2 separate regions of the Mus musculus genome follow, and region 1 is linked to region 2. Evidence: chromatin loops called from intact Hi-C (ENCODE). Cell type or tissue: heart. All regions are shown on one strand. Each heading gives the region's core, and the rest is flanking DNA. Links, peaks and the distances in the headings are about the cores only. Region 1 overlaps Lrch2 (leucine-rich repeats and calponin homology (CH) domain containing 2). Region 2 overlaps Htr2c (5-hydroxytryptamine (serotonin) receptor 2C).

Region 1 (9,689 bases), core at 1,078-9,077, 370 kb before region 2:
GACCAATGAGGGTAGGGTTAGAGATTGTTAGATGCATAGTCCAGAGAGGTATGTGTGCATTGTATGACATGTGAAGGTGAAATAGGCAGGCTGGCAAGTGCTTTATTTGAAGAGGTAATACACGCATGTCTGTGGTTATGTGTGATGTGCGCGTGTGCGTACCCATAGCCAAACCAAATACAGCTTTAGTTCGCTATTCTATTTTGTTTCCTTGCTTGCCTTGTTATTATATTGTCCTGTGGGCTATATGTGCCCCTTTGTCTTTGAGTCCTAAATTTAGGGACTGTCTGACATCTACCTTTCTTCTTTCTCCCTGGTCTGTGGAGTAGAAATGTTTTCAGTGTAGCAACCCAGGCCAAGCATGACATTCATCTCTTGTTATCCATTTCTCGGATTCTTTATTTACATTTAAAGTAAGTTTGTCTAATTGATAGATGTCTGTATTTGGTAAGAGGTAAGGGATCTAGAGTTTTGTCTTTCCACCCTCCCTCCTTTTTCTTACCCATCTTCTGCTGCTGTTTCTTTTTCTGTAGTTTACAAAGTCATCCAGTTGGTTATGTATTGTTATATATTCTATAATTTCTATAAATTTAAATCTCATTTGTACGTAAAGTTACTGTGCTTAAAATTTTGTACTTGATCTCCCACTGGAGAAAATCTATAAATTCTGGAATTATTTATTTTCTTATTTGTATATATTTTATTACTCCCTAGAGATAGAGATGTCCCTTGTACTTTTATTAAAATTTTTATTATCTTCTCTGTTCTTACTCTTCCTTCACCCATTTCTCCTTTTCTCCATCCTTTTTCTGTCTAGTTGAAATAAGTTCTTACTCTGTGGCCCAGGATGGCCCAGCTGGGTCTCCATCACATGGTGGTACCTCAGCCTTGTGAGTGCTGAGATGACCACTGTGAGCCATCATGCCTCAGCTTTACCCTGTGTCCTTTAGATTTTTGAACCTTTTGAGTGGGTTTTGGTGTGTATATATGTCTGTATCTGTCTGTTTCTGTGTCTGTGTAAGTGCATGCCACATGTATATATGTTGTGGATGCCCATGGAGACCAGAAGAGGATATTCGATCCCTTGAAGCTGGAACAGGTCCTCCATAGCCCCTTTTATGTCATAGATGAAGCTCATAATCAGTGATTCAAGAGATGATCAAGTATTTGTCTTCTGAATTCTTTGGCCTTTAAGAAAGGATTTATTCATGTATTTATTTAATATGTGTGTGCGCATGTGTATATATGTGTGCTATGGCACAGGTGTGGAGGTCAGAGGACAACTTTCAAGAATTCAAGGAGTTACTTCTCCCCTTCCACTATCTGGAACCCAGGGTTCTATCTAACTCAGGTTGTCAGGCTTGATGGTAAGCTAGAACCTTTATTTACCCACTCACCTCACTGATCCTATTACATGATTTTATAAAACGGTAACTTGTTTTCAGTAATATTCTGTGTACTTACTGCAGATTTGTACATATTGTAGTCAATTTGTACTCTCCAAAATAGGTTGGCCTATGTATAAGGCTAATATACAATAAACCCATGTTGATGTTTCTCTTAGAACAGTAGTTCATAGGCATTTACAATTGGTTGGTTTTATCAATTTCAGTTTATATATTACTAACCCGTGTGGTGGTTACTTCCTCTCATTGCAGCCCTTTGAAGGCTGAGGCAGGAGAATTGCTATGACCTCTTGGCTAGCCTGGGCTACATACAGTATTAAGTACCAGGCCATCCAGTGCTATATAGTAAGACACAATCTCAACGTAACACAATACAACACAACACAACATAACACAAAACAACACAACAAAATGAAACATGGGTATGGATAGTGTTTATGTTGCTGTCTTAAAGCAATAAGAAGACAAATTTGTTGTTTATAAAGTATGTGAAATGATTTTTAAAATACCTTAAGGAATATTAAAGCAACTTTAATTTTTTAGTGTCCCAGCAGATGAAGGGAATTCACCATTATCACCTCTTGCATGGCAGGTAAGGGGAAATAAAATTAATAACACATGTATTATTTGGTAGTCATGTGTTGAGTTAAAAAGACGTTTTTTTTTATTTTTATTATAGCCATTAGAAAATCAGAAGGACCAAATAGTTGATCAACAGTGGCCAGAATCTCAGCCTATAATCTGGCAAAATGAAGAGAGGAGACGAAGCAAGCAGATCAGAAAAGAATATTTCAAGGTAAATTAATAAATTATAAATTTTGTTTTTGTTTCATACTTACTACTTTTGGATTTTGACACTTTTCTCTTAAATTAATAATATTTAACTCTCCAGTTAAATGTCACAACTGTGTTCATGCTGATTGCCCTTTTGTGGATGGTAGAGATATGCTATGTAAATATACCCACAAAATTTTAGTAATTCAAATTACCAATATACACTGTGATTATTTTCAAGTAGCTAAAAAAGATGAATGTTTGTGTGTTACACTGCTAATTGTGGCAATTAATTTTATGTTTCTTTTTCTTTATTCTTTTGAGATAAATTTTCACAATGTAGTCCAGGTTAGCCTCAAATCAGAATCCTCCCACCTCTGTCTCTTATATACTGGCATTCCAGAACCACTAAGCCTGGCTCAGAAAAAGACTTTCATTGAATTGCTTTCACTAATTAGTTCAGAAGTCTTTTCAGATAGCATTTAACCATGCCTGTATAAATAAGTACTTGAAGACTGGTCCATACTTTCTTGTTGTATTAGTAGATTTGTTTTGAGATAGGGTCTCTCTGCCTTTGACATGATACATCTGGTCCTGATTGTCCGGGACCTCTCTATGTAGACCAGGCTGTCTTCAAACTCCCCGAGATCCACATGCCTCTGTCCCCTAAGTGCTGGGAGTAAAGGTGTGTATCACTGCACTGGATGCAGTGGATTTCTTAAGATGGTCTTTTAGTAAAGATAAGTTAAAATACCAGAGCATATGAATTATTCCAAATTTCTATTGAATTACTACTTATTTGTATTTTAAGTCTACTGTATTTGCAGGTCTCATCAGGATTTAGAATCATTTTTTATATTAGCGAGCATTTACTCTTAGAATTGACTTATATAAGCAGTGCAAACCTGGTCCTGTACCCTAAATAGCAAGCTGTGTTGTCCTTTACCTCCCTAAATCCTCTTCTCACTGAATAACAGTCATTTTATCCAGGCATAACTCTGCTAAGTTAGACATTATTTCAAATTCATGCCACTAATAAATAGTATTTATTTTATAGTTTTATGTTTGGTAGAATTTGGTACTTCTGTTTATATTAATGTCTTTCCATATATTGGGAAGCATCGTGTGTTTGAAATTAACATATCAAAATTAAAATGTATGTTTTAGCAAATATCTTAAATATATTAAACTAACTTTGAACAAATAACTATTGAGAATTTTGAGACTTGGTTTTTGGTTAATTAGACAACATGAGGCATAATCACACATGGAAAAGACGTCGGAAGGAAATCGGGAGGTCATTCCAGTGAGAACGCTTTTATCAGAACCATTTGCAGTTTGCAGCTTGGCATTTATCTTAGCCTCCCTTTTTAATTCAGGAAAACTTAAAGCAAAGCACTGAATAAAATATGTTTATAGGTGACCTTTGATGAATTATTTTTGATGTTGAATTTCTGAGCAATTTTGTCATTTCTTTGATTTCTTCTATCACCAAATAACAAAACTATACTGACTATATTCATCCAAACACTTGTATCAGAATTATCACATGTCAGGCACTGTCATGAATATTTACACATATTAGTCAGTTTACCCTTTAGAAAACTTCAGTATCATTAATGAAGTTATCATTTCTATTTTGTGTACATGGACAATAAGGCCCGGAAAGTGAAGTAGTTTGTTAATCATACAGTTGAAATTCAAGTTCAAAGCCTTTACAGTGTTGTTTCTTTTTTGTTGTGGACAGCTTGATATAAAATGAACAAACACTAACATTTAAACAGTTTCATTGTTTTAAAAATATTTTGTACTAATTAGAGTTAATAGAGGGCTTAGTGAGCCTTTATCACAGACAAGTGTTTCTTGCTTTAAAAGCATTTGTTCATTAAATATTTTAGTTTTGATGGCTGACACATTTCTTCTACTGTGTCAATTATATTTTAAAGTTGCTAAGAAATAAAATAGGATAATATCTGAAATGACCATTACAGAACTGTCACTCAGTAAGTGTTCATTTCTTTCATATGCAATGATGTACGTGTAAACATAATCTTCAGTCACGGAGGGAGAAATGCTTTAAGGGCATGTGTAGTTCTTCTCAATTGTCAGAAGATGTCAGTGTTAGGACATTGCATAAAAAATTAGCTATCAACAAAGTATTCCTCTGTTGTCAGGAAAATAAAAAATTGTATAGGGCTGTGGGTGTAACTCATAGATAAGTTGCTTAGTATGCTCAAAGTTATAGGTTCAACCTTCATCAAAACAGAAAGAAAGTTAGAACATGGAACTTATGGTCCATTATTAATCATAGCTGTAAAATACATTAGAGGAACATGTCTCCTATCTGTAATTCCTAATACACCTTAGTTTGGGACTGAAATACTAGGTAAGTCATATATTTTTTTCTAAGAGATATAAAAGACAGAGTTACATAAGAGGGACAATTAAATAGAACCCTGAATATCAAGCAAAACAGTTTGGGACATGATCTGAGAATTAGTAGTTTTGAAGATAGAAGTTCGATGAGCTCCTGTATCTACCATTGACTTGCAGCAGAATTCATTGCATTTTGGTAGAGAATCAGAAAATAAGAACTCTAATGACTGGCACACTGTGTGATTTTTGATTCTAAGCATCACTTTGTCACATAGATAATTTACATTGAACAATCTATCTCTATGTTTCACAATAAATTGGGGGATAATAGTACATATACCTTATGCAGTTGTTATAAAGATGAAACTTTTCAATACATATAATGCAGTCATTACTGATGTATAATAAGCAATAGTTCTAAATGTTAGATTTTAGCACTATTACTATCATTGGGAAGTCGGTATATGCATTTAATGCAGTTTCTTTAAGCCTGAAATCAGTAGATTACTTCTTTTGTTGTGCTGAGGATTGAACCCAGAGTTTCAGAGATAGTAGGAACCACATCTCTAGCTCAGCTTCTTAAAACAATTGCTCATGTTTTAGTATAGTGAAATTACAAACCAGGTGGGAGATTCTAAGAACCCTGGATAGGATGGTAGTTTTAAGAATTCAGAAGTTAGCCAACATAATTGACTTGTTGAACAGAGTGAACTTAGAAGAAGCAAGACTTTACAACCTTCCTAATGCCATGACACTTTAATACAGTTCCTCATGCTATGGTAACCCCAAGCATACAATTATTTTGTTGCTACTTCATAACTGTAATTTTGCTGCTTTTATCAATTATTATGTAAATACCTGATATGCAGGGTATCTTATACGTGATCTCCAAGCCCTTCACGACCCACAGTTTGACAGCTGTTTTTCTAAGATAGCCCTGAGATTGCAAACCTGAAGGAATGGGAAATGGATCTTGCTTAGGAAGGAAATGTTACTTGGCATATTTTGAGGTCTTGGAGCAGTGTCACTCATGGCATTGTATGTGTGAATAGGAAGACTGTTTAAACTGACTGTGTCCATAAGTTTCATTGCAGGTAAGTTAATAAAAGTACCAATGTAGCAATAAGCCTTATGTGCCATTATGAACAAAACTTTCACATGTTCAAGGAAAAAATAAACCATGCATTTGAATTGTTTTTCAGTACAAATCAACAAGGAAGAATTCAAGTGGCAATGAGAATGAGGAGGTGAGACAAAGGGTGATTTGAAAGATTTCCTTGCATATTTAGTTGGCTCAGTGATAGTTAATGGAGCCCAGCTGTCAACTGCTTTGTTACTGATTTAAAGTGTGCATTTTCTACAATAATGAAGATTTCTGAGCATTTTCATATGGTTACTAATTTAATCAGTTCGTTTCTGGTGCATTCTGGAACATGATTTCTAAAATAGTTGTAGAGCTTTGTGGTTTGCTAGGAATCTGCAACCTTTCCATTTACATTTGCTGTCATTTCCCACTTTACTTTCCCAAAGGGCATGTTGGTCAGGTCAGACTTCATCTGTTTCAAAACTGTGCCTGTGTGTGTATTGATGTGTGGGCACAAGTGTGGGTGTGTGTGTTCCAGAGCATGCATGTGGACGTCAGAGGACAATTCTTTGGAGTCTTTTCTCTCCTTTCCTCTTCGATTTTAGATAGTGAAGTTGAAGTCATGTCAGTTTTTGGAAGAAAGCACTTTAACCTCTTGACAGACTGGCTCTGTCTAAGATTTTAAAACAACTTTTGTCACAAAATCTGTTCAGATGTTTTAAATTTTAAAATTGTTTTTTATGCATTTCACATTCTTCTACAGCTTCTGCTGCACCACTGCTGAAACAATATTTCATAACCAAAGTCCCCAGGTTTTTTGTGTATTTGGTTTGGGAATTGGTAGTCAATTTGATGCTTAGTACTTGGCAGGGCATCTGAAATTTATTTTTCAGAAATAAAATTACACTGGAAAAAAGATCTATATGAATTATGTCTGCCTAACTCAAAAACTGTTTTCTTTCCATGTTCTATCAAATAGTATTTGTGGTGACTTAAAAACAAAACACGGTTGTTTCTAATGTTTCCCACTAGCTATCTCACTGTTAGCGTTTGGGGTATATCTGAGGGCAGGTTTGGTGTAGATGTGTTTCCTAACATGTTGCTGCTCATGACCCCAGTCAATTCGTATATACCTGATGCTGGCTTTCCATTGAGATTTACAATATCTGTCTGACCCTTACTTCTTATTCCTCTCTGTCATAACCCACCATATGCACTGTAAAGTGCTGTTATCAATGCTCAGAGTTTTGAGGACTAATGCCAGTGTACCTGATGAGCACACCTAGTTTATGTCTCTAGTCCCCTACTTACCATTAAGCCTTAGGCTTTTGTAGTAATGTGTCCTCCATCGTAGTTGATTGAAACCTAAGTTCCTCCACTAAGGGCTCAATATGTTCATCTTTTTCACCCACAATTTTTCCAAACACGTTTGCTTTTTAAATTGATGCAGTTGTTTTTAACCGAGGTTGCACTTTGGAAGCCCTGATTAGTTTTTAAAGGATACTGATGTCTGGATCTTACTCTCAGATGTTCAAATTGAATTGATGTGTATGTGTCTGTGTGTGTGTGTGTGTGTGTGTGTGTGTGTGTGTCTGTGTGTGTCTGTGCGTGTGTGTGTGAGAGAGAGAGACAGAGACAGAGACAGAGACAGACAGACAGAGAGAAGTGACATGTTCAAGAGTTTTCCATTTGAGTTCACTGCAGGCAAAGTTGATAACTACTTTATCAAATCAGTATTTCCTTTCTAGACATCAGAAGTTGGCAAGGTGGCACAGAGCTCACTGACTATGCTTGTGACTGAACTTTAAATACAAAAGATCTGCAACCATTTACCTATAGATGCCTTTCTGTTCTAATGACATTTACACAGTTACCACCTAGACCATATGTCTAAAATGTTTACTATCTAGCCTTCCACAGAAAACATTCTCTGATCTCCAAGCTAGAGGTTCACCTTGGCTGTTCTCCTTGCCTTCTGTCTATCAATTTTCCCCCATCTGCGTCAATATCTATTCCATTACTGAAATCCACTATTTCTCTTTCTTATTTTTAGGCACTGAAATATTTTGTCTACACACTCCACCTTCATTTCCATCTTTGCTTCTTTGGTCTTTTTTGCTTGGTTTCCTACAGTAGCTTCCTTGATTTTTGTCTTTATATCATCTCTCTATCTCTCCGTCTATCTATTCTTTCTATCTATCTATCTATCTATCTATCTATCTATCTATCTATCTATCTATCTATCTATCTATCTATCTATGTGAGCTCTGTCACCTTCCAGTGTCTTCCTTAGTCCTTTTCAACAACCTTTTTTTGAGACAATGTCTGTTAGTAAATCTGAATCTCCATGATTCAGCTAGGTTTGCTGGTCTGTGAGATCAAAGATTCTCTTCTCTCTGCCTTCTCATTCTTGGGATCACAGAACATGCCACCAGTTCACCATTGTAAGTAGGTACTGAGTACCCTAACTCATGTCTATGTTTATACTACAAACACTTTATCAATTGAAATGTCTCTCCCACCACTTTTCTCCCTTTAGTGCATTTTCCTGATGCTTTCAGAATACAAATACATGAAAATACAAGAAGGCTGTTCCTTTGTTTAGAAACCTTCAGTTTCACCAATGCCTTAACCATAAATTCTTTGTCCATTTTAATAAAAGCCCTGGTAGCCATAGCAACAGAACCTCACAGCTTGCCCTCCTTTCACCATTGTCATCTGCAGGAACACAGGCTTGCTCTACAGTTTTCTTTTTTTTTTAATTTATTGCTCTGTGTCTTCATTCTTATCTTTTTGCTTTACCTAGCTTTTACTGATTTGTTACTTGCTCTCACAAAACTTACCTTTTTTCAGCATCCCTTCCTTTCCTCCAGAGTTTCTTTGTGATTTCCTACTAGGCCATACATAGACTGGAAATTTTCTAATAACTGCTCACATGAACCTTTCTTCCCTCTAGACTGAGACATTCTCTAAGGATGATATTTTACCAAATTTCCTTATCTTAGTGTCTAGAACATTATCTGACATAGTAGGTGTCCAGATATCATTTGTCAAATGAGCATTTGTTTTATGTGGTATTCATCTTCCAGGTTAAATGTCAAGATTTTTGCATTATTTTAACATTAGAATATTTATTCAAAACTACTAGCCCTTTATTGTTTTTATTCAATTAAATTCTTTGTAAATAGTTCTCTATTTATACTAATATACATTATCTTCCAGATAGTTTCTTATTAATTATGATTACCTCTTGCTAGCTTTCATTGATAGGTCTCAGATGGCTATACATCTAATCTACTGTACCGAGACTGTAGTTCTGATTCTATAAAATACTTATAAATCATTAGGGTTTCTTATATTGAATCTGATTTATTATTAGTTGGAGCCAGAGATCATTCATGTCTAACAAATTCACTGAGAATACTTGTACTGTACTTCACCAACAACATTTAAGTGGCAAGATTCTATATTTTACATTGTCAATTCCTCCTTGGATATTTTATAGGATCAGTCTTCCATTTTCTTTTTGTATGTTAAAATCATCATTGTGTATTTTAATTTCATCTTTCATGTGTTTATTTTTATATTTTAGCAAGAGAGTGATAATGCTCATATGTCCGCACAGTCTCCAGTATCATCTGAGGTACAAGTTGTTTTAATGATTTGTCTTTTATGTGTTTTCCAAAGAGTTCTTCCTTTCTTCCTTTCTCAAAAAAATCTTATTTTTAATTTTTATAAACTAATTTATGCACTTTAAAAATCTGTGGTTGATTATTTTGTACGAGTCTTGTCTGTAAAAATTATGAATACCATCCTTTTATATGAATATTCCAAGTAAATTGTAATAATTTGTAGTTTTCTGTGGAACATAAGTCTACATTACTTTGAGATGTGTGCTGTCTTATCTCTCACCATTTTAAAATAATTGGTAGATCTTAACAATGGCCTTGGAATTTTACTGTGAAAGTTTCCCTTGAGCATTGTGCAATGGCCTTTGGTTTTCCTTGTAACCAATTAGGTCTGAAAACAATGCAAGAGAAATGTCCTTT
Region 2 (9,689 bases), core at 518-8,517:
CTTTCCTTCCCAAGTTTCTTTGGTCATGGTGTTTTATCACAGCGATAAAAAAAAAAAACTAATGAAGACTTATGGGTAGCTGTGAAGAGTAAAGGTTTTACAAGAGCAAGAGGGTAACAAAAAAGGGTAATAGCTAGAGAGTGGTGTATATGGTTGAACTTTATGATGCACATGTATGAAAATATTGTAAAATATTGTAAAATTGTAATATATCTAATATATATTAGTCAAACATTATTTTTTCTTTTATTCTTCACTTATACATTACATCCTCCTTCAGTTCCCCCTTCCCCCTTCCTCTGCTCCTCCCAGTCATTCCTCCCACCTCCCCTCTTCCCCACATCTACTCCTCCTTGGTTTCCCTTCGAAGAAAAAAAAAAAAAGAACAGACCTCCTAGGGATATCCAATGATCATGGCCTAAAAGTTATAGTAAGAGTAGGCACACACCCTCATATCAACTCTGGATGAGGAAACCCAGTAGGAGGAAAAGGGACACAGAACAGAAAGAAGATTCAGAGATACCTTCCCCCACTCCCCTGGTTGGGAGTTCCACAAGAATGCCAAGCTATACAACCATGTGTTATATGCAGAAAAGTTAGCTCAGACCATATAGTCTCCCTGACCTCTGTGAGCCTACTTAAGTACTGGTCAGTTGATTCTGGACATTGTTATTTCGGTGTCCTTGGCCCTTCCTTCTTCCCTCTCTTCTGTGGGGTTCCCCTGGCTCTGCCTAGTGTTTGGCTGCAGATCTCTGCATCTTCTCCCATCACTATTTTTTTTTCTTAGAAAGTTGGTTCATCTTCACAATTGACTTGACTGAGTTTAGAATCACAGGGAAATTTGTCTTGGGGTATGGCTCTAAGGCCATTTCTAGAAAAAATTGTCTGAAAGTAAACAACAACCCTGAACATGCATTGCACCATCCCATGGGTTATAGTCTCAGACTAAAGTAGAAGAAGAAGTGGGCTGAACACCAGAACTCATCACTCTTGACAGCAGACCCCATGTGACTTCCTAGCTCACTCTCATGCTTCCATGCTTCCCCTGCCACAGTGGATTATTTTACATCAAGCTGTAAACTCCCTTCCTCAAATTGCTTCCTGTCAGGGATTTGGTCTGATCAGTAAGAAATGTAATTCATACACAAGGAAACTGACTTTATGAGCCTTGTTTGAATTTCCACCTAAATGAAGTGACTTGTTTATATCTTTTCGGTCAGTTGTAAAAGGGAATACAGATTGGGTAGTGGAAGTCATGAAATAACCATTTTTTCTTTTATTAGATAATTTTGGATTTTTTTGTTGAAATTGTAATGAAAATTAATGGTGGATAAAGAAGTATTTACAAGAAATATACCTACAAAGCAGAGTTAGGACCTAGGTGAAGTCTTTCATAAAATCTTGATTTTTAGAAAATAACCAAAGATATAAAACTAACTTAAAAGATATCCATTCTCAAAAATCCTACTGAATATTGATGTAAACAATGGGATTATACAGTTTAAACTTGAGTCTAATCCCATTCCTCTCTTATCATAGCAATAGAGCACAATAGCCATGGAAAAACATTAGCTGGTGACCTGGGAGATGACCTGTTTTGGTGTGTCATGTTAAATCCCATTCCTAGAACACGTTCAATATTTTTATTAACTATTTACAGTTTCTTTTGAGCATTTTATTCCCAGGGCCTTGGCTATTTGACCTGACTCTGAGTTCAGTTCCTTGGAAAAAACCCTATCCCTGGGGTATTATTGAGAACAGTAGCAATAAGCTGGATTTAGTAACACAGCATTTGGCTAAGTCTATGAATGTATTTAGAACAAAGAAGAGGCTGGCTAAAATAATCTTAAGGTTTGGTAAAGAGAATAAGAATAACAAAAGGGATTTTATATTGTTCCAGTATATTACAGGATACCAAATAAGGGCACAGTACTACAAAACGAGAAGAGAGAGAAGGAGGAGAAGGAAGGTGAGGAGATAATAGTAATAATAATAATATAATAATATTAACAGCAAAATTTTCCCTATCCTTGATGTTCTACTCAAATGGGAGGTAAAAGCTTAGACTGAAATAAACTGTTTCAGGACAGAGTGGAAGAAAAATGGCTTACATCATTTCATAAAATATTCTGAACAATTATTATTTAATTCTAAACTATCATCTTTCAAAAAGAACTTTTTTTTGAGTTTTGAGTCAAGGCCTGTCTATGTAGCCCTAATCATTCAGTAACGCTCTGTATTGACCAAGCTGACTGCAAACTCAGAAAAATCTTGCCTATGTCACTCCTAAGTTCTGGGCTTAAAGGTATAAGCCTTCTTTTCTATGTAAAAAAGGAACCCATAAGAAGTCAGGCCAGAAAATAAACTAGAGCTCAAGAAAAAGACAGAGAAGAAAGCAACAGTCAAACATTTCAGGAAATTTAGAACATGCAGAATTAATATAGGAAGGGCCACAAATAAACAGCAATGAAGAACCAAACCTGTAAAACAACAAGAAACAGCGAGGAAGGGGAGAAGGAGGAGGAGGAGGAGGAGGAGGAGGAGGAGGAGGAGGAGGAGGAGGAGGAGGAGGAGACCTGATACCAAAGGGAATAGAATATGTTGCTTTAAATGTCTAGCTTTCAGTAAGAAGCAATTAGAATGGACAGTGTGGCTACAAATTGGATCCAACTGAAAGAGAATTGACTCACACACAGCAAGTAAAATAGAAGCAGACAAACTCTGGGAGGATAAGGAGCTGACAAAAAAAAGAAAAGAAAAGAAAAAGAAAAGAACCTCTGTGTGCATGCAAACCTGTACCTATTAATTTCCTTTCCCATCTCTGCCAGAATAATGCTTAGAACTCATTTCAAAATATTTAGAATAAAGCATTCTTGTTAACTTCAATAGAATAAGTTATAAGACATGGAAAGTAAAGAACCCAGATGCCCCTCAACAGAGGAATGGATACAGAAAATGTGGTACATTTGCACAATGGAGTACTACTCAGCTATTAAAAAGAATGAATTTATGAAATTTCTAGGCAAATGGATGGACCTGGAGGGTGTCATCCTGATTGAGGTAACCCAATCACAAAAGAATTCACATGATATGTACTCACTGATAAGTGAATATTAGCCCAGAAACTTAGAATACCCAAGATACAAGATACAATTTGCAAAACACATGAAACTCAAGAAGAAAGAAGACCAAAGTGTGGACACATTGCCCCTTCTTAGAATTGGGAACAAAACACCTATGGAAGGAGTTACAGAGACAAAGATTGGACTGAGACGAAAGGATGGACCATCTAGAGACTGCCATACCCAGGGATCCATCCCATAATCAGTCTCCAAATGCTGACACCATTGCACACACTAGCAAAATTTTGCTGAAAGGACCCTGATATAGCTGTCTCTTGTGAGGCTATGCCGGGGCCTAGCAAACACAGAAGTGGATGCTTACAGTCAGCTAGTGGATGGATCACAGGGCCCCTAAAGGAGGAGCTAGAGAAAGTACCCAAGGAGCTAAAGGGGTCTGCAACCCTATAGGTGGAACAAGAATATGAACTAACCCAGAGCTCGTGTCTCTAGCTGCATATATATCAGAAAATGACCTAGTTGGCCATCAGTGGAAAGAGAGGCCCATTGGTCTTGCAAACTTTATATGCCTCAGTACAGGGGAACGCCAGAGCCAAGAAGTGGGAGTGGGGGAATTGGGGGAGAGGGTTTGAGGGACTTTTGGGGTATCATTGGAAATGTAAATGAAGAAAATACCTAATTAAAAAAATAAGGGAAAAAAAAAAAAGAAACCAAAGCAGGATAAACGTAGAATGTGTGATTGGGTTGGGAGTGGAGAACTTCACGGGTGAAGTAAGAGGGATGTAGTAAGCTAGCAGCCATCTCAGATTCCAGGAGCAGCAAAGTCTCCAAGGACAGACCATCCAGAAGAAAGCAATTAACTGTGAGGCAAGGCTATACCATAAGCCTAAAGTTACCATCTTAAAGCACCCATATTAGTCTCCTCAAATAATGATAACATTAAGTTCTTTGTACCACATACAATCTTCTTTTTTTTTTAATTTCTTTCATTTACATTTCCAATACTATCCCCAAAGTCCCCCACACTCTCCCCCACCCACTCCCCAACCCACCCACTCCCACTTCTTAGCCCTTGCGTTCCCCTGTACTGAGGCAGATAAAGTTTGCACGACCAATGGGCCTCTCTTTCCACTGATGGCCGGCTAGGCCATTTTCTGATACATATGCAGCTAGAGACAAAAGCTCCGTGGGGTACTGGTTAGTTCATATTGTTGTTCCACCTATAGGATTGTAGATCCCTTCAGCTCCTTGGGTACTTTCTCTAGCTCCTCCTTTAGGGGCCCTGTGATCCATCCACTAGCTGACTGTGAGGATCCACTTCTGTGTTTGCTAGGCCCTGGCATAGTCTCACAAGAGACAGCTAAAGGAATACTTTGGCAAACCTTGTAGGACCAGAACTGAAATGATGATGATGTGGAGGATAAACACATCTCGATCAGGATAGCTCATTGCCATGTTTCTTTCTAATCTTCAGCCTAAAATCTCATATCAGTAACTGAATTTGAGTTCACTGGACTGTATTTATTTCTCTTCCCCACACAGCAATTAAGTCTTCTGTCTCACCAACATGCATCTGCTTACTGGCATCCTGAAATAGATGACCAATTACAGATTGTTAGAGCTTCTGATTACAAAATGGTTTAAACAGAAACTCCTGGAAGACTAATACACACTGATAGTTAAGTGCTTTGCTATAGCACTGCATACTTAATACTTTTTAATTATATGTTTGGTAATGTTGCCACTTAATTTTCCTACTCTACTGAAATTATAGTATTCTTATCTTATTCTGTTCAAACAAAGAAAAATCTATAGTGACAGCATATTTAAGACTGCAAAGTACTTCCAGGAATTGATTTTGGTTTATCTTGGTAAAATTGCCCTATATTTTCATTTCACAATTGTTTTGCTTCTAGATATAATCTTGTATCGTTGTAATGCTAAAAGTACAAAAATTATATAGAGATCTCAAGGTCACTAGATACTTTCACTTTCATTCTTTAGATTTCTCAAGTCCTGGGACTCTTACATGGTGAACTAAGAGAACCTAACACAATTAGAACAAAAAGACTAGGAAACAGCAAGAATTTAAAGAGTTGCATAGTCATACTTTAACATTTGTAATGTACATAACTCTTATTAATCAAGTTTATCCATAACAAATTACTATACTACAAAGTTCAGTAAAAGTATTTCCTCATCTTTCAGATCTTATTCTAATTGCACAGAAGACAAAATTTCTTAATGTGGTTGATATGTGCCACCCACTGGTGAAATTCATGTATTCACAGATTACAGGATTGTGAGAAACTGAAAATTTAGGTTTTGCACTGGAAAGAAGAGAATAATGTAGACAATTTATTTCCTACTACCTATCTACTTTTTTAAAAAATATATTTTATGTTTGAAATCAAATACTCGAAATTTATATCATTTAAATAGTGTGTATTCAAATTCTCACGTATTCCTTACTAAAACAGAAAACCTATAAGTGCTTTATGATCGTCAGATAGCAATAGGCATACTATTGCTATCTGAAGGGGATATTATATTTAGAGTACATGAGATGGATATAAACAACATAGAAAAATCAATAAGTGCTAGTCAGGTAGTGGTGGCACATGCCTTTAATTCCAGCACTTGGGAGGCAGTGGCAGGCAGATTTCTGAGTTCAAGGCCAGCCTGGTCTACAGAGTGAGTTCCAGCACTTCCAGGGCTATACAGATAAACCCTGTCTTGAAAAACCAAAATAATGATAATAATAATAATATTGATGATGATGATAATGATAATAATAATAGTAATAAGTGCTTAATATTGTTAAATGTATCTTCTACTCAAGGTCTGAAGAGAAAATATACTTATTAACTCTTCTGTTTATACAAAAGTGGATGCTCACAGTCATCTATAAGATGGAACACATGGCCCCCAATGGAGAAGCTAGAGAAAGCACCCAAGGAGCTGAAGGGGTCTGCAACCCTGTAGGTGGAACAACAATATGAACCAACCAGTACCCCCCAGAGCTCGTATCTCTAGCTGCATATGTAGCAGAAGATGGCCTAGTTGTCCATCACTGGGAAGAGAGACCCCTTGGTATTGCAAACTTTATATGCCCCAGTACAGGGAATGCCAGGGCAAAGAAGTGGGAGTGGGTGGGTAGGGGAGCAGGGCAGGAGGGGAGGTATAGGGAGCTTTTGGGATAGCATTTGAAATGTATATAAAGAAAATATCTAATAAAAAATATTAAAAAATATTTTTCAGGCCGGACATGGTGGCACCCGCCTTTAATCCTAGCACTTGGGAGGCAGAGGTAGGAGGATTTGTGAGTTTGAGGCCAGCCTGGTCTACAAAGTGAGTTCCAGTATAGCCAGGGCTACACAGAGCAACCCTGTCTCAAAGAACCAAAAAAAAAATTCATACAATTTATTTATTACTATTTCTTCTACCCCAATTCTTTTAAAATCCTCCCTGCCACTCACCTATCCAAATCCATACCACTTTTAAGTATCTTTACAAAACAATCAGTCCTCTAAAGAATAATAATAAAATCAAATATATTAAAATAGAAACCAAACAAATTAAACAGAAACAAAAGAACCACAAAAATGCACAAGCATCTAGATGTTATGTGGTAAATGCTATATGCAGAGACACACACACTTAAGCACACAGGAAACACCACCATCAAAAATAACAACAGAAGAAGCCATGATATACATATAAAAGGCCAATAAGGTAAAAAAAAAAAGAGCTTGACAGAATATTATTATGAGACAAAAGAATCTCTGATGATACCATTGAGTTTGTTTTATTTTGGGCAAAGAATAGTTTGTATCCCTATTGTGATTATTGGAAATAATAAAGTTTTACTTGTAAATGGAGATAACTCCTGCTTTGGAATATGGGGTTGTGTCTACTTCCAATTTCAGCCCTGGAATCCCATCTGGTACAAAATAGAGGCTGTATATGGAAAGCCTATTGCTAAAATTATCCCAAACGGAGAAAAATTTGAAGCACTCCCATTAAACCAGGAATAAGGTATGGTTTTTAATTTACCCCAATATAGTTCTCAAAGGCCTAGCTACAGAAACAAGATATGACACAGAAATAAAGGAGAATATAAATAAGAAGTAGTCATTTTCTCTTTTTGCAGATATAGAAGCCAGAAGACTCTACCCCAAAATTCCTAGGCTTGATCAACATTTTCAACAAATTGGCAAGATACAAAATTAACATATAAAAATATCATGTTTCTTTATGAAAATAGCAAGCATGCTGAAAAGGAAATAAAAAGAACTCTATACTTAATAGACTTTTAAAAACGTGAAATAAATCTAATCAAAAATATAAAAGACCTACAATAAAATATTAATCTAAAGAAAGAAATAGTGATGGTTTAGGTTAAAAATATCCCATATAGGCTTAGACATTTGAAAGTTTGTCCTTCGTTTGGTGGGTGCTGTTTGGGGAAGTTTAGAAAGTATAGCTTTTGTGTAGGAAATCCATCACCTGGGGAAGCTTTTGAGAGTACTTAGACTTGGCATATTTCCAACTCACTCTTTTTTTTTCCATTTTTTATTAGTTTGGAGCTGAGATGAAAGGATGGCCCATGAAGAGACTTCTATATCCAGGGATCCACCCCATAATCAGCATCCAAATGCTGACACCATTGCATACACTAGCAAGATTTTATCGAAAGGACCCAGATGTAGCTGTCTCTTGTGAGACTATGCTGGGGCCTACCAACTCACTCTCTTTGTTCTATGTTTGTGGTTAAGGATATGATCTCTCCACTTCCTGGACCTACTACCATGTTTGTTGCTTGCTGCTATGCCTCTGCCCCATCAGAATGTCTGTTCAACCCTCTTGAATGATAAGCCAATTCTCTTTTCTTTAAGTTCTTCAGCCATGGTGATTTATTATTGCAACAGAAAATAAACTGATCTAAAGACCAGGGATGATAGTAGAAGTAGGAAGATCTTCCTATGCTCATGGAAAGGTAGAGTTAGTACTTTAAAAATTAATATACAACCCAAAGATATTTGCAGAACCCACTCAATCCCAATGAAAACAATGAGGACATTCTTTACAGAAACAGGGGGAAAAAGAAACTTAAACTCATATGGAAGTACCAAAGACCTTGAAAAGTCAAACTGTCCTGAGCAAAAATAAATGACACTGGGGAGATGACCATATCTGATCTCAAGTTACACTACAGAGCAATAGTAATTAAAATGGCATGATCTTGAAGAGAAAACTTTAAAAGGAAGAAATACAGATAGGTAAGAAATACTTTTTTTTTTCCATTTTTTATTAGGTATTTAGCTCATTTACATTTCCAATGCTATACCAAAAGTCCCCCTTACCCACCCACCCCCACTCCCCTACCCACCCACTCCCCCCCTTTGGCCCTGGCGTTCCCCTGTACCGGGGCACACAAAGTCTGCATGTCCAATGGGCCTCTCTTTCCAGTGATGGCCGACTAGGCCATCTTTTGATACATATGCAGCTAGAGTCAAGAGCTCAGGGGTACTGGTTAGTTCATAATGTTGTTCCACCTATAGGGTTGAAGATCCCTTTAGCTCCTTGGGTACTTTCTCTAGCTCCTCCATTGGGAGCCCTGTGATCCATCCATTAGCTGACTGTGAGCATCCACTTCTGTGTTTGCTAGGCCCCGGCATAGTCTCACAAGAGACAGTTACATCTGGGTCCTTTCAGTAAAATCTTGCTAGTGTATGCAATGGTGTCAGCATTTGGAAGCTGATTATGGGGTGGATCCCTGGATATGGCAGTCTCTACATGGTCCATCCTTTCATCTCAGCTCCATACTTTGTTTCTGTAACTCCTTCCATGGGTGTTTTGTTCCCACTTCTAAGGAGGGGCCTAGTGTCCACACTTCAGTCTTCATTTTTCTTGAGTTTCATGTGTTTAGGAAATTGTATCTTATATCGTGGGTATCCTAGGTTTTGGGCTAGTATCCACTTATCAGTGAGTACATATTGTGTGAGTTCCTTTGTGATTGTGTTACCTCACTCAGGATGATGCTCTCCAGGTCCATCCATTTGGCTAGGAATTTCATAAATTCATTCTTTTTAATAGCTGAGTAGTACTCCATTGTGTAGATGTACCACATTTTCTGTATCCATTCCTCTGTTGAGGGGCATCTGGGTTCTTTCCAGTTTCTGGCTATTATAAATAAGGCTGCTATGAACATAGTGGAGCATGTGTCCTTCTTACCAGTTGGGGCTTCTTCTGGATATATGCCCAGGAGAGGTATTGCTGGATCCTCCGGTAGTACTATGTCCAATTTTCTGAGGAACCGCCAGACTGATTTCCAGAGTGGTTGTACAAGCCTGCAATCCCACCAACAATGGAGGAGTGTTCCTCTTTCTCCACATCCTCGCCAGCATCTGCTGTCACCTGAATTTTTGATCTTAGCCATTCTCACTGGTGTGAGGTGGAATCTCAGGGTTGTTTTGATTTGCATTTCCCTGATGATTAAGGATGTTGAACATTTTTTCAGGTGCTTCTCTGCCATTCGGTATTCCTCAGGTGAGAATTCTTTGTTCAGTTCTGAGCCCCATTTTTTAAGGGGGTTATTTGATTTTC

Evidence for each region. A loop is a pair of places that touch in the nucleus more often than their neighbours do. Peaks named below come from ENCODE experiments on the same cell type or tissue, not always from the same donor. Only the 100,000 strongest peaks of a DNase experiment are listed, where the experiment ranks them.
Region 1: it touches region 2 in a loop (5-fold over the local background); 3 of 42 quality-filtered maps call a loop at or near these places.

What each region holds. Positions count from the first base shown.
Region 1 is chrX:147,484,348-147,494,036 of GRCm38, reverse strand. Lrch2 (leucine-rich repeats and calponin homology (CH) domain containing 2) reads left to right here. Exons shown (of 21, transcript NM_001081173.2): 13 at 1,950-1,998; 14 at 2,086-2,202; 15 at 5,759-5,803; 16 at 9,233-9,283. It overlaps Gm25107 (a small nucleolar RNA gene), which reads left to right and starts at 9,616; the gene lies at 9,616-9,689. In heart, for the core only: a CTCF peak has its summit at 4,285 (motif pointing right); no DNase peak of the experiment used is centred there.
Region 2 is chrX:147,115,003-147,124,691 of GRCm38, reverse strand. The region is part of intron 4 of Htr2c (5-hydroxytryptamine (serotonin) receptor 2C); the gene reads right to left. Among named protein-coding and RNA genes, the nearest start is that of Gm24627, 13 kb to the right of the region's middle. In heart, for the core only: a CTCF peak has its summit at 5,346; no DNase peak of the experiment used is centred there.